Linked DNA regions of Mus musculus: all the other regions are linked to region 3. Evidence: chromatin loops called from intact Hi-C (ENCODE). Cell type or tissue: gastrocnemius. All regions are shown on one strand.

Region 1 (8,000 bases), 230 kb after region 3:
GTTTCGGGGTCTGGGGGGCAAGCGGTCTCCTCAGGGGGCCGTGCAGGGCCCGCTAGGTGTGCAGGCACCGTGAGTCCTGTTGCAGGGGCCACGAGCCCGTCCCAGCCGAGGGCTTTCCTTAGCAGGGATTCCTGGGGGGGAGGGTTGGCTACAGCAGGGGGCCTACATCCCAAGTGCAGGTCTGAATCACCCCAAACTTTTCTCTGCCTTACTGCTCACCCCTGCCTAGCAAGGAGGCACTTTCCTGGCCTTTGGAAGGCCAGAGGTCCCTACTGACCTGGGGCCATGAGAGCCTGTCTGCCCGGGCTGGTCCCCCAGTTGTTGGGCCCTGGGAAGAAGCCCTTTGCCCAGTTTGTGTATGTGTGTGTGTGACCAGGATACTCCGGAATGGCCTTGCACACATCCAGGCCATGCTGACCCTTATAGTTATCCCATAGCCTTCTTCTGCTCTCTCTCTGGACTTGGAGACCCTCCTGGTCACAGCCTAAATGTGGATGAGTCTGCTGCTGTCCCCCACTAGCAAACTTGGGCTTTGCTGTGAGAGTGTGCTTGAGTGCAAGACCACCCCGAAACACCCATCAACCACTCCTACGGAAGACCCCGACCCCTGAGTGCCTAGGTCATTTCCTTCCATCTCACACCAGCGGGACCCAGCCAGCTCAGTTCTGTGGCTTGGGGCACAGGGGTGCAGCTATCTCCACACGGATGGCTCATCCTCCCACAGCAGGCCTCCCACAGCAGGGGCCTCTCAGGGAATCCCTGATCTCACACCTTTGCTCTCTGCCAGGACCTGCCACAGGTCATACAGCCTGGGGTCATATGAGGAGGGGCTGGTCTGTGAGGATTCAGCCTTGCCAGCCCCAGAGGGAGTGGGCCAGGTCACTGGATGCTATAGGCTTACTGGCCTGCTTTCCAGGGCAGAGGCTAGCTCCTGGCTCCCCAGGGGGCCCCCTTCCAGGTGTTGCCCCTTATTCTGCCCAGTGAACCATTTTTGCAAGGATCCCCCTTCCTGTTCACCATGGTTCCTGCTGATATGGCTGCTGCTTCCTCGGGTTCTACCTCTAGTTCCCTCATTTCAGAGGTTCTCCTTTGCCCGTGAAAGGCTCCCATTATCCTGGTCCCTGACCCTGCTCTCTATCTGGACTTGGAGCCCCTCCTCCTGGTCACAGACTAAATGTGGATGAATCTCTTCCCCCACTAGCAAAACTGGGCTCTGCTGAGAGTGTGCTGGAGTGGAAGACCACCCTGAAACACCCATCACCACTCCTGTATGACCCTGACCCCTGGGCCACCTCCACCCCCCACCCCTCCTGGTTCTCATGGTTTCTGGCCCATGATGGCATGTCATATGCTGAAGAAATGAATAAATAGCATGAATAAATAGCAAAAGAGTGAAGGTCTGGGCTCCTGCATCTGACTCAGGCAGTGGGAGGTGGTGAGAGCGTGGAAGGTGGTCTGCAGGGCACTGAGGTCTCAGCCCGTTTCCAAGAGTCCCACAGCTGCCTGCCTGGCGGAGGGGCTATAGCCAAGGCCCTAGCAATCTGGTGAGGTCCTAGACTGGCTCATCTGTACCTGTTTCCCCACGGCGTGGCTAGAGATCCATCCCTGTTTTCATCCTGTGTCCTATATCTGCTCCTCCAGGACATAGCTGGTATCCTGGAGTGTCTGAGGCCCCATGAGGATAGGTGGCTGGACCCTGAGCCTGTGTGTCAAGCAAGTATGTATGACTAAGGAGTAGGGATAGGTCTGTGTTCCTATGTATATGTTGGCTGCCAAGCGTGGTCTGGGGTACCATCTGTATTGCCTGTAGTGCTTTGCAGGGTAGTGGTCCCCAGAGGGTATCCATGGCAGGTGAAGGGTCAGCCCCTAAAGGACTTTTTGGATAGGGAACTCTAGTGCCATCCTGGGAGCCCCAGCACGGCCTTGCAATGGTGCTCTGGGTGGTGGCTGTTGGCTTCCTGCCCCAGTCACTGCTTGCCAGATTCTCAGGCCCCCAGATGAGAGAGGACACACTGTGGCTCCCTGAGCAGGCCTTGGTTCAGTCTGTTGTCTGGGCTCTGGCCCCCTGGGAAATGTGTTCTGAATAGTGGCTGGTGGAGACCTAGGTTGGGGTATCTCTGCCCCCACCCCACCCCCTTCTTGGCACACGTGTCAGGTTTAAGTTTCAGGAAAACTGCCTTGCCCCAGTGTCCCAACTGTGAAGGCATGTGGACAGGAAAGATTGGGATTTGCAGCACAATGTTTGGGCGTCCTGTACTCCCTGGCAAGCTTGTCTGGAAGACGTGTTAGGGTGGGTTAGGCCGGTGAAAGTATGGGGGAGGAGGTTGCAGGAGCCCCAGAACACTTGGGCCAAGAGGTCAGCCAGGGTGGAAAGATAGACTGCATCTTAAGAGGTGGGCTTGCCAGGCTCCTGCCAGCGCCTGAGAGCAGGGGTGGGTGTTGGGTGAGGGTTTGAGAGGCTGTCCCTACTGAGAGCTTGGATTAAGGCTGAGGACATCCTAGGGCAGGCACCTGTGTTTCTTACCTGTGTGTCTGTTGTAAAATTAGGTGGCATTTTTGAACAGAGGAACAGAGATTGCTTTGAGTCTCCCCACGTCACAGCTGCTTCTACGTGGGAGCTTTTTTTTTTTTTTTTTTCTTTTGGTTTTTTTGGAACTCACTTTGTAGACCAGGCTGGCCTCAAACTCAGAAATCCACCTGCCTCTGCCTCCCAAGTGCTGGGATTAAAGGCGTGCACCACCTCCACCTGGCTACGTGGGAGCTTTTTGTCTTTAATTGAAGGGCTATGGCCATTCCCTTTGCAGTATTTTTTTCCTCTCACCGCGAGAAGTTTAACCCGTATTCTTTTGAGTGGCTTTGTGCTTGTGGAACGTTACAGGAAGCAACAGCCTGCAGGCCACAGACACATCACAGCTGCCCCTGCCCTGACTTGTGTGGTGTTTCCTATGCCCAGAGCCAGCCTCTTGGTTTCCTACCTTGGGTTTTCATTTATATCATCATTTGTATTTAATCCTGGTAATAGACACTTTTGTTTTCTGCTTCAGTAGGGTTTTTTTTAATTTTTTTCTAGAATTATATATCTTATGTATGAGTACAGTGTAGCTAGCTGTCTTCAGACACACCAGAAGAGGGCATCAGATCCCATTACAGATGGTTGTGAGAGCCACCACGTGGTTGCTGGGATTTGAACTCAGGACCTCTGGAAGGGCAGTCAGTGCTCTTAACCGCTGAGCCGTCTCTCCTGTCCTTATTTTGGTGTTTTGAGACAGGATTTCTCTGTGTAGCTCTGACTGTCCCGGCACTCACTCTGTAGACCAGGCTGGCCCAGAACTCAGGGATATACTTGCCTAGAGTCAGGAAGCAGGGGCCAAGTCATTAGGAGCCATGCTAAACAGGAAGGGTGGTTGGAGTGCTGGTATTAAAGGCATGTGCCACCATGGCCTGGCCAATTGAAACTTTTGGACTAAAATATTCCCATGATTGAAAATTCTAGAGTTGTGAGGGAATACCTATACTGTGAGCAATGTGCCAATTTGAGGAGCCCGGTGGAGGCTTCTGGGCTCTGCCCAGTTCTTTGCCACAGCACTTGTAAGGAAAAGCCCACAAGTTTTGACCTTAAGCCTGCATCTTTAGCAGTTGTAGAAGTAGGCCAGGCCCAAGGCTGCAGCCTGTCTGTGGAGCAGCATGGGACCTCTCAGCCTCTGAAGCCATTGAGCCATCATCTGTGCTGAAGGCTGCCGGGCAGAGGCCTCCCCATCCTGTTTAGCCTACTAAGCGTGGCTAGCCTGCCCCCTTGTGGGGCCAGAGGTGGGTTGTGTGTCTGCTATTGGCTTTCTGAATTATTTTGAGAAGGAACATTTTAGCATTAAACTCCCGTATTAGCAACAACTAAAACAGAAGTAAATGGTCCAGAGAAGCAGCTCTCGTGGTTAAATCCCAGAACACGAAGCTTCCCTCTGTACTGGCGCCGACCTGCAGGGACCTCCACGACTGACTGTCCCTGAGCAGGGTCCTGGTGCCCCATGAAGCAGGATTTCACTCGGACGTGGCATAAGGGATGCCAGGGTGAGTTCCTGGGACAGGCATAGGCCCCTCTGTCCCTGGTTGGCACTACTGAACACCTGGGTACTCCTGGCCAGACATCAAGCTTGGTCCTGCCTGACTGGGGCCGGCCAGTTGCTCCTCATCCTTGTCCTGTCCCAGCATGCACTCTGCTTCAAACCTGTGTTCTCAGGACATTTAAGGTCACACGCAGAAAGCATCTTTCCTTGCTTCTGGGCCTTTATAGAGTTCCCCAGGGTGCCCACAGAGAGTGATGCAGTGGGGCTCCCTTAACGGCACTAGGCAAAGTCTTTGTGGACCTCATATCAGCGGGCGTGTGGAGGAGGGCTGCTGGGATTGCTTTTATGGGAGGGGACCTGGGAAAGGCTCTGGCTCTGGACATTAGCATATAAGATAATGTCAGATGTGGTCCTGAGCAGATCTGATCTACTTACAGCCACTTAGGGAACCTGTTACCCAGTGTCCTGCCCTCAGCCCCTGCTGTGCCCACAGGGCCCTGGTGGCCTAAAGTCTTTGTGTGTGCTCCACCCCCGGCTATTCCACTTCACCCCCCCCCCCCCAGGGGCCTTCAGGACTTGGGAGTCAGGGTCTGCTCCTGAGATCTAGGGAGACTCTAAGGTTCATATTTAGGGTCCACAACTGCAGGGTGCTGCTGCAGTTCAGGAGGTTCACAGGCAAGTCTGCTGTGTGCAGGGGTAGCGTGTGATATCCTGAAGAACCAGGGTCAGAGGCAAGGTGTGGGTTACTCGTATGGTAGGGGAGTTCTCAGTGTACCCCACACCCACTTAGGAAATGAACCACAAGGCCATTTTTCATTGGTCAGCAGAATCCAAAACAATCTGTTGGTTCATCCCCGGGGCTCCGTGTGGCCTTCCTGGGCCGTTTGGCTTCTTGTGCACACTGGGTGCCACTGCTGGGGGTTATTGGTCATTTGTTCTTGCAGGTAGGGTCTTGGCCTCTTCCCCATTTTAGATTTTGCGGGGCCAGTGAGATGGTCGTTCCCTGTACTGGCTGCCCTCCAAGGTCATGACTATGTTACCAGAGGCCTTCTGAAGTAGAGTGGAGGCCAGGCTGAGCTAGAAGACTCAGGTGCTGGCTGGGTGACAGGACGATGGCCAGGATGAAGTCTAGTGCCCCTAGAGGTGGAGGCTTCAGCTTACAGGAGTGCCTAGGTCGTCAGGCAAGAGGAGTGCATGGGAGACCCGAGGCCTTAGCATGCATGTGGCTCCCGCAGGATCCACCTCTGAGCAGTCTGTCCGTAAACTGGGAATGGACCCTGCAGGGTTGATGCTGTTGCAGATGTTGCTACCCTCTGTGTCAGAAGGGAGGGGGAGGGGTCTAAGGACCCATAGGGACCTTGGCTTTTGACTGGGAGTACAGAGTCCATGTTTGGTCAGTATCTATGGTAACAGTAGGGGGTGTGGGCTCTGGCGCCCACCCACCAGCCAGGCCAGCTGCCCCTGAACTCCTGAGTTTATTTGATCCTCTTGCCTCAGCCTTCTAAGTGCTAGGACTGCAGGTGTGCACCGTACCCAGTTAGGTCTGTGCTTTTTGGCAAATGTCACTACAGATATTTAGGACATTCCCATAATCTACACATTTCTGAGTCTTCTTTGCTGGGAAGTCTCCCTTCTCTTAACTACTCCTGAACTCTGTACCCCAGAGTGTCTGTCTCATAGATGGGACCATCCTTTAAGATGGCTGCTTTACCACTCTGGATTGGCTTTCTCTTCTGAGGAGTGCTCCTCTCTGGGCGTGTCACTGTGAATCCCCAGTCCATGAACTTCATGTGGACTTCAAGGTGAAAAACAACAGACATGGGTTCTTACTTCTCCTGAGTAAAAATGTATGATTGTACAGTGAGCTCAGGAGTTCAAGGGCACCTGGTCTGGCTAACAGCCCTTGTTTCCCGCACCCCCCCCCCACCCCCGCCCAGAGGCACCAGAACCCACACTCGTGTGCCTTGCAGTGGTGTGGCGGGTGTGCAGGGTGCCCTTACTGTTTTAATTGGAGCTCCCTGGTGAATGGTGTCCGCTTCTCATGAGTTCTTATTGCCATCTGTATGCTGTCCTTTCCCTGCTGTGTGTTCTGTTTGTTTGGTTCTTTGAGACTGGGTCTTGCTATTTAGTGCACTGTACTGGTAATCTTCATGCCTCTGCTGTGTGGGATTAAGTGGCTACCATGGTCTGCTGTTTGATTTTTGTTTGTGTGTGTGTGTGTGTGTGTGTGTGTGTGTGTGTGTGTGTGTGTGTGTGTTTAGACAGAGACTCTAAGTGTCCCTGATTGTCCTGGAACTCCCTGTTTGACCAGGCTGGCTTTGGATTCAGAGATTGACTCACCTGCCTCTGCCTCTTAGCACTGGGATTAAAGGCGTAAACATCCATTGCCTGGCCTTTCCCTGGTGTTTAAATTGGATTGTGTTCTTACTGTCATGGACTGTGAGGTGATTATTTATATATCTTATTATTTTGTGATGTGGAAGACTAACCAAGGGTCTGCTTATACTGGATAAGGGCTGTTCCACCATACCCCAGCCCCTTGAGTTGGTTTATATTCTGCATTTCAGACCTCAGAGGACAGAGGTTGTGTGCTTTGTGCGTGTCTCTTAGAACCCAAGATCACAAAGTCTTTATCCTTTTTTATTACATAATCCTTAAAAGTTTGCGTTTGACTTTGGTGTCCATCTTGTTAGTTTCTTTGTGAGGGTTAAGGGCCTTTGTACTTTAATGCTTGTGTCCAGTTCTCCCCACTGGGTCACCTTGACAGCAGTGAGGATGTGGGATGCTGGTATTGGGTTGGTCGACCCGACCGTACAGTTGTTCGGTGATCATCTGGCAGCTTTTGTCAGTGCAAGTCTTGGCCTGGAGCTTACTGTAGTGTTGGGAGGGATTTTGCTGGTGCGAGCCCTCCCTCCAGCTTTGCTCTTTACAGAACAGTGCCTTCTGTCCTGGTTCCTGGCTTCCCTGTCAAAGCCTTGTTGGGCTTTGTTTGTTTGATTTCTCGCTGTGTAGCCCTGGCTGTCCTGAATTCTCTTGTAGACCAGGCCTCAACCTCACAGAGACCTGCCTGCCTCTGCCTAGGAGTACTGGAATAGAGCAGCGTGTCACCAAGCCTGCTCTTGGTTGGTTGGTTGGTTGGTTGGCTGGCTTTCTGGTTTGGTTTTGGTTTTTCGAGACAGGGTTTCTCTGTGTAGCCCTTGTCATCCTGAAACTCACTGTGTAGATCAGGTTAACCTCAGACTCAGAGATCTGCCTGCCTCTGCCTCTGCCTCCCGTGCTAGGATTAAAGATGTGTTCGACGACTTCCCTGACTGTTGCTGATTTTTTTTTACTGTGTAGTATTTTACATTTATTTATGTAAAACACAGGTGTGTGTGTGTGTGTGTGTGTGTGTGTGTGTTGTGGGATGTGCATGCGTGCCAAAGCACACATGTGGACAACTTAGGGGAGCCTGTTCTTTCCCTTCGACCATCTGGTTTCTGGGAAAATGAGGTCAGGTTGTAGGGTTTGACTGTGAGTGTTCTTAGTTGCTGGCCCTGGCTTGTTGATTTCTACAAAGCAAACAAGTTAGTGAGATTTGGATGACCCTGGCTGATGGCAGGGCCTCTTGGAGACTGGCAAACTGCATTGGCAAACGGTACTGCCTAGGTTTGTGTGACTCACGATCTAAGAATGGCGTTTACATTTTTATGTGGTTGAGGGGGAAAAAAATCACAAGAATACTTTGTGACATGAGATTATATGAAATTCAAATTGCTTTACCCATAAATAAAGTTTTATTGGAACATGGCCACAGAAGCTCCAGTGTGGCTGGTTCCGAGCCACACCGAGGAGCCTGTCTTCCCAGGCACAGAACAGACCACTGAGGCTTTGCCATCAAACATGGGGTGGGGCTGTCACAAAGCAGCCATCCAGGTCTCCATGGACCACTGGTTGGGC
Region 2 (8,000 bases), 110 kb after region 3:
AAAAAACCCACAAAACAACAACAACAACAACAAATCAGGTGTGAAAGTTAAGGAGGGTGTGGGGACAGAACCAAACCGAAGAGAGCAAACTGCTGGGTTTGACACTCATACACAACTAGGATGCGATGAGGAATTACACCAAAGAGAAGGAACTACACAAAGAGGATTTGCACACACAAACTCTGGCACACACGTGCATGGTCATGCTCACAAGCACACAAAAGCAGTAAACAACAATTAAAATTGTCATTACTAATCTCGGGAGAATAGGAGGTACTTATACGTGGATAGATAAAACTCGCTTTAACTTTGAAAACCATTCTGAAAACAGCATCTGAGGGCAGTTAAAATAAAAGCCACAGTAACCTTTCTTTTACTATACAGTTAAATGCTCAGCCAAAAATATATTCATTAAGCATTAGTGATTTTTGGTTTTTTTTTTTGTTGTTGTTGGGTTTTTTTTTTTTTTTTTTTTTTTTGAGACAGGGTTTCTCTGTGTAGCCCTGGCTGGCCTTGAACTCAGAAATCCGCCTGCCTCTGCCTCCCAAGTGCTGGGATTAAAGGCGTGTGCCACCATGCCTGGCTCCATAATTTTTTTTTTTTTAATGTATGTGAGTGCTCTGTTGCTTTCTTCAAACACACTAGAAGAGGGCATCAGATCCCATTCCCTCTGAGTGTGAGCCACCATATGGTTGATAGAAATTGAACTCAGTCAGTGCTCTTAACCACTGAGCCATCTCTCCAGCCCTTTAGTGATCTTTTAAAATAAACCCTTATGGGAGGGAGGGCTGGAAAGAAAGCTTAGCAGTTAAACGCACCTGCTGTTATTGCAGAGGGTCTGAGTTCTATTCCTAGCATCTACATGGTAGCTAACAACTGTCTGTAACTCTGTAACTTCTATTCCAGGGAATTTGATACCCTCTTCTGGCCTCTACTGGACTTGCACACGCAGATAACACACATACACATAAATACTTTTTTTGAGAAGTATCTCCCTATATAACCCTGGCTGTCCTGGAACTCACTATGAAGACAAGGCTAAACTCAAACTCACATATCTACCTACTTCTGCCACCAACTTAAATTAAATCCTCAAAAAAGAAATCTTTTAGCCGGGTGGTGGTGGCGCACGCCTTTAATCCCAGCACTCGGGAGGCAGAGGCAGGTGGATTTCTGAGTTCGACACCAGCCTGGTCTACAAAGTGAGTTCCAGGACAGAGACTCAGAAAGTCTCAGTCCCCCTAGGGGTCAGGGATTAGAGGTGCAGGCTGGCAAGCTGAAGAGGGCAGGCAAGGTTCCTGAATGAAAGGCCCCAGCATAACCTGCTTTCTGGGTCACAGTAGACACAATTTTGAGGAGATGAGTAAGATGGCAAAAATGAGTTTGAGTATATAATAAGCGCTGTTCCTTCTCCATGAGGACATCTTGTGATTGGTCCCACACCCAGGATTCCACTTTTGCTAGTGGGTTAATAGAATGACAAGGGAATCCCAAAGGGACCTCAGCACCATGACCTTCTAGCACAGGACTCTCCCAAGTACCACCTAAGGTACTCAGGTAAGGGCTGGGATGGGGGAATGCCAGGCATCCCACAGGTAGCATGGATGAGACAGGAGGAGGTAATGCCTACCAAAACAGATGCCTGTCATAACTGCATCGCCACACAGGAAAACAACATCAGGACCACAACAGGCCAACTGAGGGGCAACATCAGAGCTCAAGCACCACCCACACTACGTGCTAGGACGTAAGGGAGGAGATGACAGCAGGAACCACTTCCTAGGAAGTGAGGAGATGACAGCAGGAACCACTTCCTAGGAAGTGAGGAGATGACATCAGGAACCACTTCCTAGGAAGTGAGGAGATGACAGCAGGAACCACTTCCTAGGAAGTAAGGGAGGAGATGACAGCAGGAACCACTTCCTAGGAAGTAAGGGAGGAGATGACAGCAGGAACCACTTCCTAGGAAGTAAGGGAGGAGATGACAGCAGGAACCACTTCCTAGGAAGTGAGGAGATGACAGCAGGAACCACGTCCTAGGAGTGAGGGAGGAGATGACAGCAGGAGAAGGAAGTTAAAGAACGCTGGGCCCGGAGAGAGAGCTCAGTATGTAAAGTGAGCTCTACACAAGCATAAAGACCCAAGTTCAGAACCCCAGTACTTACATAAAAGCTGGGTGTGGAAGTGAACATCTGTAACCCCAGCACTAGAGGGCATGAGTGGAGATAGCACATCCTGGGGGCTTGCTGGACAGCTCATCTAGACAAAATGACAAACTTCAGTGAAATACCCTGACTCAAAAATGAAGTGCAGAGAGGCCAGGGAGATAACTCAGTGGCTAAAGGTGCTTGCCACAAACCTGACAACCTGAATTTGATCTCTGGGACTTACACAGTACAAGAGGAGAACTGACTCTCAGAAGTGGTCCTTTGGTTTGGTTTGGTTTGGTTTGGTTTTTTTGAGACAGGGTTTCTCTGTGAAGCCCTGGCTATCCTAGAACTCACTCTGTAACCCAGGCTGGCCTCAAACTCAGAAATCTGCCTGCCTCTGCCTCCCAAGTGCTGGGATTAAAGGCATGCACCACCACTGGCCAACATAAGTGGTCCTCTTAACCTGACATGTAGCTATACATGTACCATGTGTGTGCCACATACCCCCAATCAAAAATAAAAGGACTATGTTGAATATAATCTAGAAACTATCTCAGGCCAAAATGTGAGTAGATAGATAAGAAGGAAGCAAAGATTACCTAACACACAGGTAGGACAGGCAGAGGAAACAGGTAGAAACCAAGTGACCTAACACAGGTTCAAGGTGGGAAGTGGTCAGAGGGAGGGACCTACTGGAGTGGAGAGAAGACACCTCATGTTGACAGTTAGACAGAAGCGCACCAAGGCCCCTGGGGTGAGGAGAGAACAGCTATAAGCAGTGTGCATATGACAGGAACAGATGGCTGTGGACCAGAGGGAGCTAGGAGATACTGAAGGATGAAGGATGGAATCCCTGATGTATGTGCATGCCTGCAGAGCTTAGTGCTGGTCCTGGGAAGTGCACAGGAGAACCAGACCTGAAATCTCAAGAAACAAAACTGCAAAGGGAAGAAACAACGCCAGAAGCCATGAGCTCTTCCTCTTCTGCCAAAAGTGGCTGGGACTTAGAAGTCTAGCCTGACTACCTACTAAAAATGGCCCTATAGACTCACAGGGAGTGGTATTATTAGAGGTATGGCCTTGTTGGAGGAAGTTTGTCATCAGGGGAAGTTTCAAAAGCTCAAAGCAGACCCAGTGTCACTCTTTCTTCCTGGTGACTACTGGTCCAGAGGTAGAGCTCTCAGCTCCCTCTCCAGCACCGTGCCTGCCTGGATGCTGCCATGCTCCCTCTCATGAGGATAATGGATCAAACCTCTGAACCATAACCCAGCCCCAGTTAAATGTTGCCCTTTATAAGAGCTGCCATGGTCATGGTATCTCTTCTCTTCAGTAGAAACCCCAACTAAAACAGAAGCTTGGAGAAGGAACGCTGCATCAGCAGGGATGGGACATCCAGTAAGGGACCTGTTAGCATAGCAATACCAATTCCTACAACTCCTCCGTCAACATTTGAGTAATCACCCAACAAAGGATATGAGGTGTGCCTTCAGTTCGGCAAACCAAGTAGAGGCAGGCAGCAATCACATGGGCCATTTTCCGTCCTCGGGTAAGATGCTTGCTTACAGCCATCTTGAAGAAATTGAATGCTGTGTCCAGGCAGTGCTGGTTTAGCTGCAGCTGGCTCCCCAGGTGGTGGATGTGGCGCCGCCCTGTGGCAAAATACAGAATGACCTTTGGTCACAACTTTTAATTTAAAATTAAGTATCACAGGTTATCTTACAAATTTAAGATTTGAGCTAAGCCTGTTAGTGCAGGCATATAATTTCACTTCCTTTGGAGACTGAGGCAGGAGGACCACTATGTCAAGCCTAGCCTGGGCCAGGCATAATGATGCATACCTTTAATCCTAACAGAGGCAAGCTGATCTCTGTGAGTTCAAGGCAGCTTGGTCTGCAAATGAGTTCTAGGATGACCAGCGTTACTTAGAGACCCCGTTTCAAACGAAAAAACCCTGAGCTACAGAATGAGTTTAAAGCCAGCCTGGAAAATTTGATGAAATTTAAAAGTCAAACTAGGGACTGGAGAGATGGCTCAGAGTTTAAGAGCACTGGCTATTCTTCTTCTATTCAACTTGGATTCGATTTCCAGCACCCACATGCTACACAGACATACACAGAAGCAGAATATCTGTACACATAAAGTCAGAATTTTTTTCGTAAAATCACGTTTGGAAATGGGGCTCAGTGGTAGAGGACTTGGGACTGGCTTAGAACACACAGTGATAGGTTTAGGACTCAGTAATCCAAAGTAAGACAGACAGACAGACACTGATAGATTATCTTTGCCCTAAAGTTTTTAATTTAGCCTTTATATTCTAATTAATTTTCATTATGAATGTCAAAATATTAGTTTCCTGATTTCTCATATGCCATAAAACCCTATTCCTGATACACTATATCTTGGCTTAGAACAATACACAGTGGCTGTTATCTCTTCTGGAGATTCTGAGGCCTGGAGTGTCTGGCAGGAAGGGGTCTCCCACAGCACAAGACTCATACTTTCCAAAAAGGTCTCTCTACCTAGTTCAGTCCTGGACAACCCCTAGCCAGGCTTCCCTCCAAGAGCCAGCCTCTTGGCTGGACAACTGGACAGCCTAATGAGCTGCTCCCTGCACACCTGCAGAAGAAGAGCGATGGGAAAGGCAGGCACGACTGCAGAAGCACCTGCTGCCAGGAGGTCTGGACAGTCACCATGCTGCAGACAGGACACTCAAGGTCTCTGTCTACAAGTGCAAATACAGAGCAGCCACACCAAAGTCCAGCAGTGTAGGTCTAAGAGAGAGCTGCTGATACCAACTGTAAGTGCAGACCAATGGGTGGGTGCCAGGGATTAAGAGAGCTCCACCAGACACAAGATATACCCTAAGATATGCAGAGGACATGTAGATGGTAAGACCTGTCACCAGACGTGTCTCGTCCTACTAGCATCTTCAGGGCCTCAATGCACTCTTCTGACAGTGTAGGCAACCTCCATCTCACCCATAAAATGTTAAATACTGGTTTCTCTGATTTGTTGATAAGAACTGAAGGCTAGCACACTACTCATAGCCAACAGTAACAATAACACATTTCAGGGCATGGCTAATATGCCTGACCAAATGCACAAAAATCAGCTCCTTTTTCTTACCAGCACACAGTAGCAACACACCAGAGGCAAAATAAAAAACAAAACAAAAAAAAAAACAAAAAACAAAAAACAAAAAACCCACCAATAATCAGCAGACAGCAGACTACACTGAACTGGAGCCTGAGACTCAGGAGCTGTGTAGTGTTTGCAAGATTCCACAGTTAAGGTAAGATAGCCCTTCTCTAGGGCCCCTGCTCAAGGCTAGACCAATTCTAAAGCCCCACACCTCCAGGCTAGGGCTTGCCAGCATCCCACAAACAGAATCCATACGCTCACTGTAATAGATACTAAGCAGCATACGACACACTTAATGACATCACTCCTAAGAGCAAAACACTGATCCTTCCACACGGAGGTCAGCAATGAGCAAGCCTACCCGGTCTCAGCAACTCTGAGGAGCCTAGCAACAAACAACCAAAAATGCAGCATAGCTTTGAGAATAAGTGAGAACAACAGTGGAAAGCAAGGACCAGTGACATCTGCTCACAGCATGTGTGGTAGCTACAATAAGAAACTCAAGACAAGGGGGTTGGTGAGATGGCTCAGTGGGTAAGAGCACCCGACTGCTCTTCCAAAGGTCCGGAGTTCAAATCCCAGCAACTACATGGTGGCTCATAACCATCCGTAACGAGATCTGATGCCCTCTTCTGGAGTGTCTGAAGACAGCTACAGTGTACTTTCATATAATAAATAAATAAATCTTAAAAAAAAAAAAAAAAAAAAAAAAACTCAAATCAAGCCGGCAGTGGTGGCTCACACCTTTAATCCTACCTAGCACTTGGGAGGCAGAGGCAGGCTGATTTCTGAGTTCAAGGCCAGCCTGGTCTACAAAGTGAGTTCCAGAACAGCCAAGATACACAGAGAAACCCTGTCTCGAAAAACTGAAAAAAAAAAAAAAAAGAAAAAAGAAAAGAAAAGAAACTCAAGACAAGTTCACAATTTTAGCTCACCATATCAAGTTCCTATAATTTGATCTATAGATCCAATGTAATCCCAACTAGAATATGGGCAGGTTTCCTTTAGTAAAGTTAACAAAATAACTCCAAAATGAAACTCTAAAGAATCAAATCAATGAGAAAATAACCCCAGAAGACCCAGTCCCATTCAAGTAACCATACTCTCACAACGCTCTACAGATGAAGACAAGCCCTCAAAATCCCAGCTGATTTCCTGGCAGAAATCGGATACAGACAGACTAACTTCCTAGTGAAACTATGGGACATGGTGATGTAGGCCTTGTAAGCCCAGCACTGCGAGAGTCAAACAGGATCATGAGCTTCAGGCTAGCCTGGGCTATCACAGCAAGACTGTCTCAAAAAGCAGAAGGGAGAGAGGAAGGAGGTAGGAAGAAGGGGGGAGGGAGGAAGGGAGGGAGAGGAGAGGGAGGAAGCAAGCAACACAGATCAAGAAACTTAGAATAATCAGCACAGCACTGAGAAAGAACTCTAAGGTGGCTGGAGAGATGGCTCAGCGGTTAAGAGCACTGACTGCTCTTCCAGAGGTCATGAATTCAATTCCCAGCAACCACATGGTGACTCACAATCATCTGTAATGAGATCTGACGACCTCTTCTGGCGTGTCTGAAGACAGCTACAGTGCACTTATATATATTAATAACTAAATCTTTTTTTTAAAAAAAAAAAAGAAAGAATTCTAAGAAACATAAACACTTCCCAATTTCAAACTTACCACAAGGCTAGGAGCCAAACAAAAGCATGACATATATAGTCCAGCAGAACAGAACAGAGGGTCTGGAAATGATTCTCAGCAAGGGAGGGTGCCAACTGGGAAAATATAATCTTTTCACTCAAACACTGAAAATGCACATAAGATGGAAGCTGGACCCAGTCTCTTATCACTTGTTCTAACTCACAAGGACCAACCCCAAAAACATAACAGGAAACTCAGATGGTCAACCCCAGAGAACAGAAGATATAAGCATCAGTTTGGAGAGCAGGGTGTGGGGTGGGGGTGATAGGTGCATGCATGCACACCCATGATCACACTTGTGGAGGGCAGAGTTAGACACTGGTGGGTCCTCTAGTGATCTGCACTTTATCTTTCTGAGAGAGTCTCTCACTAAACCTGGAGCTTCCCGTTTTTGTCAGAGTGGCTATGCACTGAGGCCCTAGAATCTACCTATCTCTGCCTCCCCAGAGCCAGCGTTACAACAGGCTCACATCCCCATGCTTAGCCTTTTACAGGCTCAACTGGAGACCTTAACTCAGCCTTACTCTACCCACCAAGCTGTCCCCTGAGCATCAAGTGAGTGACCAGTGAGGCACCAGGGAAGCAGGCACTGTCTGAATGAAGAAAGTGTGCCTCCAAAACCACCACGGAGCCGGAGCCTGGCTCAGCTGCTTACTGCTCTTGCAGAGGACCTAAGTCCAGTTCCCAGTCTTACAACCAGCTCACAACCATCTGTATCTCCAGTTCTAATCCTCTTCTAATTAATGTTCCTGAGCACTAGGCACACGTGTGGTACACATACATAAAACACCCATATACTTTTTTTTTTTTTGGTTTTTCAAGACAGGGTTTCTCTGTGTAGCCCTGGCTATCCTGGACCCATATACATTTTAGAATAAATCTTTTTCTATTTTATAACACCAAGTAATGAGAAAAAGAAAAGCAGTTAAAAGACAGCTCATGGAACAGGAAAATTTTTTCTATAACACATATCCGGTGTAAAAAAAATCACAGAGGGTGTGAAGACAGCTCAGT
Region 3 (8,000 bases):
AAAGACCCTTAATTGGCTGATACCCACAACCCCTGCTCAGATCCTAGAGCTCTGGTCTCATGTCACCTCTTTCTGGGCTAACCACTGGCCAGCTCTTCTTTGGTCCGGACCTGGCAGCTTCTTAGGCTACCACCATCTCCTGGGAACAAAGGGTTGAACAACCTGGGAACACTCACCACCTGCCTATATATATGTTGTATATATTGATATATATCAATGATGAGAATATATGAGGCTTATAAAAAAGGGGGGCTGTGTTTCTACAAATTGGGGGGATTTAAGCATTTCACACAGGCACAAGATGAAGACAGTGGTGACTGTGTTCCTAGGAGATCAGCTGAGGAGACACTCAGCCCCCAGCTGCCTGCCACCACCCCCATAGCACCCCTTCAGTCTCCCACCCCCCAGCTATGGGGAAAGGGGAGATGTTTGCCATTTATCTCAAATGCATCCTATGAATAACTTTTTTTTAAAAGACAGGATCTCACTATATAGCCCTGGCTATCCCAGAAATCACTGTATAGACCAACCAGATTAGCCTCGAACTCACAGAGATCTACCCACCTCTACCTCCCTAGTCCCGGGACTAAAGCCATGAGCGACCATGTCTGCCTTCTGGGCAACTTTCTATCCACCTTCACCAAATCCTGGGGGGCAAAGATACAAAGAAAACACCAGAGAAGGAAAAGAAGGAGCCCTCCAGCCCAGTAGCTCCTGCGTCCCTAGAGGGGAAGATAAAGAACTGTGAAGACACCATATGTGACTGTCCCTCCCTCATGTGACACCAGAACAGCCATGCCATACTCCTGAGAGGATGTGACTGGGGTATGAGAGGTCACACACCCTGCCTGCCCACCCTCATGTAGGTATGGAGGGGCAGCCTGGGTCACCGTCTCGTCCCACCTTCTTCCTCTCGGGTATCATCTCACAAGGTGCTCCAGGTCTGGTTGAAGTTCAGCCATTCGGCAGCCCTGTACGTGAATGAACACAGCCCTTAGCCAGCTCTTGAACTGACAGCTCCTTGTCCACCAAGCCCTGTTTGTTGGCCCGCGCCCACACCCAGCACTCCCTGGAAGCTCTGCTGATTCAAAGTAACTTCACCTCAGCTTCCTCTAGACACGCAGTCTTCACTGAGACCCCCACCAACACCAGATCGTCGGCCCAGTGGGTGTAAGAGTGACACAGGGGTCTCAGCTTCTCTTGACCCCAACATCACACACTTGAAAGGTGAATCCAAGAGACCCTGCCATGGGCACTCTGAGCTCAGCTCAAGTTCAAGCCTTTGGTGGAAACATTCTGAGTAAACTCTGAACTTTGAAGGAGGAAGGTCTTTCTGGCGCAGTCCAGCCTGATGACCACAATATGCAGGACCTTTCATTAGTTGCTCTCCTAACCAGCCACACCACACCACCTTACCAAGTCTGATAAGCTCTCTCTGTCCTCATTTGTGACCCCATGAGGCTGCTACCCGGAAGAGGTGGTGTAGTGCGGAACGACAGACAGACAGACCTAAGACATAATCTGTTTAGGTTTCCAACAGTGGCCTGGCAGCCTGCCACCTGGTGGCTATGACAGTCCTTGCACATGCTCATAGATTAGCGGAGGGCTCCTTGCCTGGCTCCAGCCCACTTTCCCAAGTCTGCTCGGCCTCAGGATGGGGAGCACAAATGGGTGTGTGTGACACCTGCTCAACCAGCTTCCAAGGCTTGCTTCTGTCCCCAGCACTGTCAGTGCTCTGCTATCAACTCTTCCGTGGGATCACCTCTGAAAGTTCCCACAGTCCTGCGCCCCCACCACACACACACACATGGATAGCGATTTTTCTTGCAGATAAAAAAAAGACTCCCCCAGCCTCCGCCGTTCGGGAGACTTTCCTGCTCATCCGGGATCCTAAAACTTGCTGCTCCTTCTGGCTGGGATCCAGAGTGTATCAACCCCCACGCCCCCAGCCCCTACGCGGCCCTTTGAGCTGGAGCTTACAGGCCAGTCTCTTCTCGCTGGGAATGTCACAATCTGCTCCACGACCTGCTCCACATGCCTCTGGTCCTTGAGCTAGGTTACCCCCCTTCTCCTCCGCCTCCTGGGTAAGCTCTTGGCCGTCCGGCAGCCTAGGGCCAAGAGCCCACTCCCACCCATACCCTACGGAGAGTGGAGCACGCTGGGGCTTGCCCAGGCGTCAGCGGGGGAGTCCACAACCCCTGAGCGAGCCTCAGCAGGTAAAGGGCAGAATTTCGTCTCCGCCTTCGCTGTCTAGAGCGAACCTGAGTGACCCGCTCTGACTTCCTGAGGTTCCCGCACATGCGCGTCTGGCGGACCGCAGCCTGATGTCCAGGCAGAAATGCTAGGAGCGCACCAAGCCTTCGCCTATGTTGTATTTGCAAAATAACCGGGTGAAGTACGGATTGCTATTGTTCTCAATTTGCAGATTCAGAAATCCAGGTGTAATGCATTCTCACCCAGATGCAGCCCTCCCAACATAGAGTTTTGCACAGAAACCAGTTATTCGTGACACTGGAGACTTGATGACTTGCACAGATCTGTGACAAGGGGAGAAGAGGGCAAGACCAAGAAGAGGCGAGATTCCCGATTGATCCCCTCTCTGTCTGTCCCCTCCCTAGGAAAGATGAGCCTCATAAGCACTCAGGTGGAGTAAGACTAAATCTAACTTCTTTACCCCTAACCACTCCATAGGACCAGCCCCGACTCCCTCCCTTCTGGGAACCCAGTTCTGCCTATCAAACCACTGGACTCATAGGGACCCTCTGAGCACATTGCAGGGGAGTTTCAGGAGGCTTCGTTGTGGTCCCAACAACTTCTACCCTGGGCCTGCTGGGCTAGGGAGGGTAAGATCAGGAAGAGATGGGATTCCCCCCACCCCCACCCCAGATGCACACAAACCTCTTTCCTTCTTCTAGGCCAACCTCCTCAGAGTCCCTCACTCACTGAGTAGGGGAATCCATCTCTGCCAAAGATGCCAGGTGAGGGCTACAAAACAGCCACTAGAGAAAGCCAAGAGGGCAGTGAATTGCAGCCACTTTACCAAATGGTTTGTGCCTCTATCTACCAATCTATGCAAAAGGTTTTATTTCCATGTCACGATGGGACAATACCTGATGAATGTGTCATTGTCGCAGTTTCTGGGAGCAAACCACAGGAGCCCCTACGGAGCCACCTCTCCCGAACCTCCTCAGCAGCTGCTCAGTTGCTTTATCATGATGCTCTGGGCTCTGGGAGCAAGAGAGTGTCAGACTAAGTGTAGACAGACAGGCACAGGTGCATGCTCTTATGCATTAGTCACCAAAGCCTTACCCACGTATTCATGTCCCAAACCATATAGATGGCTATAAATGTCTAGTCCCAGAACCCCTATGCTAGGTCACTGTGGGTTTCCCAAGTTTTGTGTCATAGAAAACGGAGTCTAGGACCAAACACCTCAGCCTGACCCACACCTCCTTCAGCATGGTCACCCGAAGGTCCAAGCTGAGTACGTTCTCCCAGACGAGCAGTGATGAGACCAGCTGGCCTCCTCTGGCACGCGGACATAGGCTGGGAAAGCTAGCCTAAAACCTAAGTCAACACTGCGGCCACCAGGGGGCACCCAGCTCCACAGATAAGGTGGGAGACCATGTTCTTGGAGCCAGAGAGGGCTCCGGAGGCAGAGTGTTGGCTGGGACCTCACATCATCATGACGACTCAGGGAGGTAGTATTGTGATGCCATTCTCCCACTGAGGACACGTGCCAGAGAAAGGGACATCATTGGTCCTGACACTTAGGGCTGGAAGACTTGGGCCTCAGAATTTTCCAAGTTTACCCTGAACCAGCTTGTGTCTAGCTTGCGTCCAGCTTGCTGCATGACTCCAGGAATGTTACTTGACCTTGAGGTTGATGGTGGTGTGAGGAAGCAATAATTGGACCCTGGGACCAGGGGTCTATCCTCAGCCAGTACAGGGGCTTCAGGGCTGCTGTTTACAGGCAGGTTCCTATTACTCAGCGGGAGGAGAGTTTGCAAAACTCCATCGACTCCTATAAAGAACCCCTGCTGCCTGATGCAACTGTAGAATGCCCACCTAACAGTGCCCCCTCCCCACTGTGGCCCTACCAGCCCAGAGCCAGTACAACAGGCAGGAATTGGATTGGCAGTGTGGACCCCCTTTGACCCTCCTGCCTAATGCCATCCAGGGCAGCCAGATTGGGCAAGGCCACCGCCTGGATCTGGCAAAAGTTACCGCCTGCCTCCCAGGCAGCTGGAGCTGAGTGCTGGTAGCGCAGTCTTTCCCACGCTCCGTGATGCCAGTCTTGGCACTCCAGCTCCGCCCCACCCTTGCCTTGCTGGGCCCCGGGCACCCGGAATGTGGCTGAAGATTCTGTCCCCCTGGGCCACAGATTCCTGTCTCAGTGGGTGTGGGCGGAGGCCCGCTTTCCGCCCTTTGATCCCGGCCAACTCCAGCTAGCGGGCCACGCCCAAACCCTGCCAGCCCGGCCCAGGCGCAAGATGGAGGCGGGGCTAGTCTCGACTCCCCAGGCTCTCGAACTCTGGCTCCTAGAGTTCTGGCTCTATCTTGGAGTTCTAGCACCAGCAGTGATTGACTCCTTACTACCCAATGTGCAGCCTGATGCCGGTCAGGGCTGCAGCCAGACAAGGAAATCCGAGACTCTTCTAGTACGGTTTCTCTCGTGGTCGCTGTGAGCTGGGTGGTAGTTTGCCTATCTCCAATCTCTCTCAACAACTAATCCTGGGACATGGGATCGACTAGAGGGAAGGAGAGGCACCCTCTAAGCCCAGGAAGACAAGGGCAGCGTCTCAGAACCCAAGGGGATGGGCTAGTTCCGGAGTCCACCAGAGGTGGTCTCCAGAGGTTATGGGAGCTCCTGAGATGCGCAGCCATCTGGAGAGATCACTTGCCTCAGTTTCCCCATTTACTGGATAGAATGACAGTAATGAATATCCTGTTTCCACACTTGTGGTGGTTGGAGTGGGCTTTGGACTTACTCCATCCTTCCAAGTGGCCTCACTACGCTTTTCTAGTCGAGCCACGGAAGCCATCTGGCATTGCTTAGAGCCTTGGAGGACTGAGCCGAGGTGAGCCTCGCTGCTTCTGTGGGCTACCTGCCTCGGGTTGGTGTTGTCACTCCTGGTCAGTCCTTACCGCCAGTGTCTACCTGGCCACCGAGTGCGAGAGTCTTGCCATGTTCGTTCAAGTAGAGCGTCTGCTGCGGAAACTCAGAATAGGAACTCCACGGGGTCCTTTGCCTCCTAGGTTGGGGGTGAGAAGGACACAAGGAAGGAACTCTCAACCCGGGAGAAGGGGTCCTAAAAGGGCCTACTGGGTGTAGGAAGTTTCCCAGGGAACGGAAAAACTATGTGGCAGGACTCCTGAGCCACCCAGGTCCCTCGTGGCCGCTGACTCCCTCGGGACAGAATGGAGTAGGGGGGTGGGACGGGGCCCGCAAGCAGATTCCAGCACGGGGGTCAGACAAGCCCGCGCCTGCGCGCCGCCCGCCGGGTAGGGCGCCCGAGTTGGGGGTAGGGCGGGGAGGAGAGGACCCTGATCGCGACACACCCCCAGCGAAGGCGGGGAGAGACCCAGAGAGGCAGGCGGGAAGCGGACAGCGTGGGGCAGAGAGCAGGGGTGCGGCGGAATGCGCCTTTGTGCGCGCGGTCCTTGAGCTTGTTCTGGCGGGCCCAGCCGACCGCGCTCCAGCGTCCGCCCCCGGCCCGGTGCATACCTGGCGAGGCTGGGGTGCTGTTGGGCGGGGTTCATAGGCTGTCTCAGGTCTGTGCTGCGCCTTTGCTGACTGGAGAGGCAGAGGATCCCTTCAGCAAGGACTGGACCCTGCCAGGAGCCCTTCCGATGGCTGTAACCCTTAAGTCGTGCTCCAGTTCCTAGCCAGTGCAGGCTTGGCACTTAACGTGATGCAATGGACTGACAGACCCTCAGGAAAGTGGCTAGGCTAGCCTAGGGCAAGGCTTCGGAGACTGATCTCCCAAATTATAGGTGTCTAGAGCCAGGTGGCTGCTGCAGCTCATGGCTGCAGAAGGCGACCGACTGGCCAACTGAGATTACTATTGGGTAGAGAATTTAGTGGAGTTTCTCTATAGTTCTGATGGAAGAGGAGCTGGAAGCAGGCTGTAGAGCCCAGGAACTCAGAGGTTCCTGCATGAGGCACAGACTGTGGGGAAGGAGGCCAGTGGTGGGTGCTGGGAGCACCTGAAAGCATGGTGATCGAAGAAGCATATTTTAGGATTGTGTGTTTCATCCCTCATGTGACCACAAACCCTTCTAGAACCTTCATCATTGACTTAAGTCGTACCAACCCTGCTGTAACCTGAGGTGAACATAGCCTCCCTGGGCTTGAGGGCTCAGCTGTAGGAAAACTAGTGGACTGAGCTCCCAGCTGTCCCCTCCTTCACACAAGCCGACCATCGTGTGACCCATCTGCGTGCAGACTCAGGGTTAGCACTGGATGGATCAGTACCCCTCAGAGAGATCCTTTAACAGGAATTATGGGTGACATCGTGGTTATAGTAGGGCACAGAGGAGGGAGAGGCAGGAAGTGCACATGGGGTGTGGCCTCTGGGTTGAGTTAAAAGGCAGAGAGTAGAGAGCGACAAGGGTGGACCAGGAAAAAATGTATGGAATCCTCAGGTGGAGAAATGGGGTACAGGGTGGGGACTGGGCTTTAGCATCATCAGGAGGCAGCTGGGAGCCATGAGAGGTATTTGAACAGAGGAGCAACACTCAAGCGCCCCTTGTAGCCTGACCCTCCCTCTGGTCTTCAGGAGGGACCTTTGTGTAAGGAATTATCCCTGCATGTTGGACATTTCCAGATTCCTACAGTGGTCTCCCACAAGGCTCACTGTCCATGTCACACCAAGCCACTGAAGCCAGTCTCTAGGATAAGGGTTATTTGGTTCCAAGGAAGCCCAGACTGGCTTCAAACTCACTATGAATTCAGGACTGACTCTGAACTCTTGACTCTGCTTTCATCTCCTGAATCCTGAGATTATGGTCAAGTAACATCATTTCCAGCTATAGAGCTTCTTGAAGGTCACCTACTACTGGTGAAGGGTGAATCTATACACACATACACACACACACCCACACACACACACACACACACCCATCACAGATACCCTCTTGGTTTGTTAACTGACTTTGGCATTGATGCTTTGATTTTTTTTTAAGATTTATTTATTTATTTATTATATGCAAGTACACTGTAGTTGTCTTCAGATACGCCAGAAGAGGGCATCAGATCTCATTACAGGTGGTTGTGAGCCACCATGTGGTTGCTGGGATTTGAACTTCGGACCTTCGGAAGAGCAGTCGGGTGCTCTTACCCACTGAGCCATCTCACCAGCCCCGCTTTGATTTTTAAACTTGGATTTCCTGGGAGAATGATGAGCATGGACGTGTCCCTCTGTGCTTCTCTGTTCTGTCGAGCAGCCCACCCTCCTGAACATTGAGTGTCATGGTGGTCGATTCTGTGCACACCCATTCAGCCAGCAGCCATTCACCCACCAGAAGAGCAACAGCTCAGAGCCTGAGGAGTCAGGGTGTTGCTGTCTCCTCCATGAACACTGAGTGTGCTGGTGACAGAGAAGAAAAGGCCCGGGGCCTCAGACCTCTGCAGTTAGAGCTTCTTTCTAGAACCCTGGCCCTTCCATGGCCCTGGTAAGCCTGCATGGAGTGCTCACACTCAGTGCCTCATAGCAGACATATGCGCAGCTGCAACCCTCCAACAGGCAGTGGTGTCCTTCCTGCCATGAGCTGAGGTCTCACGTGTCTTCCTGCCTGACTCTTGGCTAATCTCCCTCTCACGCCTAGTCTTCCACATAGATCTAAACAGATTCGGAACCTGTAATCAATGTGGAAGGCAGAGGCAGGTGTGGCCTGGCTCTGGCCCTCACTGGCTGTGCCAGGCCTGTGCTAGCTAGCATTCAGGGCAAAGGAGAGTTGCTTAGAGAGTTTTGGGGAAGCTGGCTTAACACCACAGC

What was found. Peaks named below come from ENCODE experiments on the same cell type or tissue, not always from the same donor. Only the 100,000 strongest peaks of a DNase experiment are listed, where the experiment ranks them.
Region 1: a loop joins it to region 3, with 2.6 times the contacts of the local background. A loop is called at or near these places in 3 of 42 quality-filtered maps.
Region 2: it touches region 3 in a loop (9-fold over the local background); 3 of 42 quality-filtered maps call a loop at or near these places.

Annotation. Positions count from the first base shown.
Region 1 is chr12:113,098,894-113,106,893 of GRCm38, forward strand. All of the region lies in intron 1 of Mta1 (metastasis associated 1), which reads left to right. Among named protein-coding and RNA genes, the nearest start is that of Mta1, 4.6 kb to the left of the region's middle. In gastrocnemius, CTCF peaks have their summits at 3,806 (motif pointing left) and 5,211; DNase peaks (open chromatin) are centred at 821, 2,009, 3,761 and 5,204; H3K4me3 peaks cover 1,127 bases; H3K27ac peaks cover 5,365 bases.
Region 2 is chr12:112,984,294-112,992,293 of GRCm38, forward strand. Brf1 (BRF1, RNA polymerase III transcription initiation factor 90 kDa subunit) reads right to left here. Exons shown (of 18, transcript NM_028193.3): 3 at 3,624-3,799. Among named protein-coding and RNA genes, the nearest start is that of Btbd6, 12 kb to the left of the region's middle. In gastrocnemius, CTCF peaks have their summits at 1,259 and 3,799 (motif pointing left); no DNase peak of the experiment used is centred here.
Region 3 is chr12:112,872,164-112,880,163 of GRCm38, forward strand. 1700127F24Rik (a long non-coding RNA gene) reads right to left here and starts at 3,663. Exons shown (of 6, transcript XR_873068.2): 1 at 3,450-3,663; 2 at 3,111-3,227; 3 at 2,899-2,999; 4 at 1,981-2,537; 5 at 904-971; 6 at 1-722. In gastrocnemius, CTCF peaks have their summits at 1,563 (motif pointing left), 3,590 (motif pointing right) and 7,227 (motif pointing right); DNase peaks (open chromatin) are centred at 1,554, 3,586, 4,293, 5,062 and 1 more place; H3K4me3 peaks cover 2,167 bases; H3K27ac peaks cover 2,296 bases.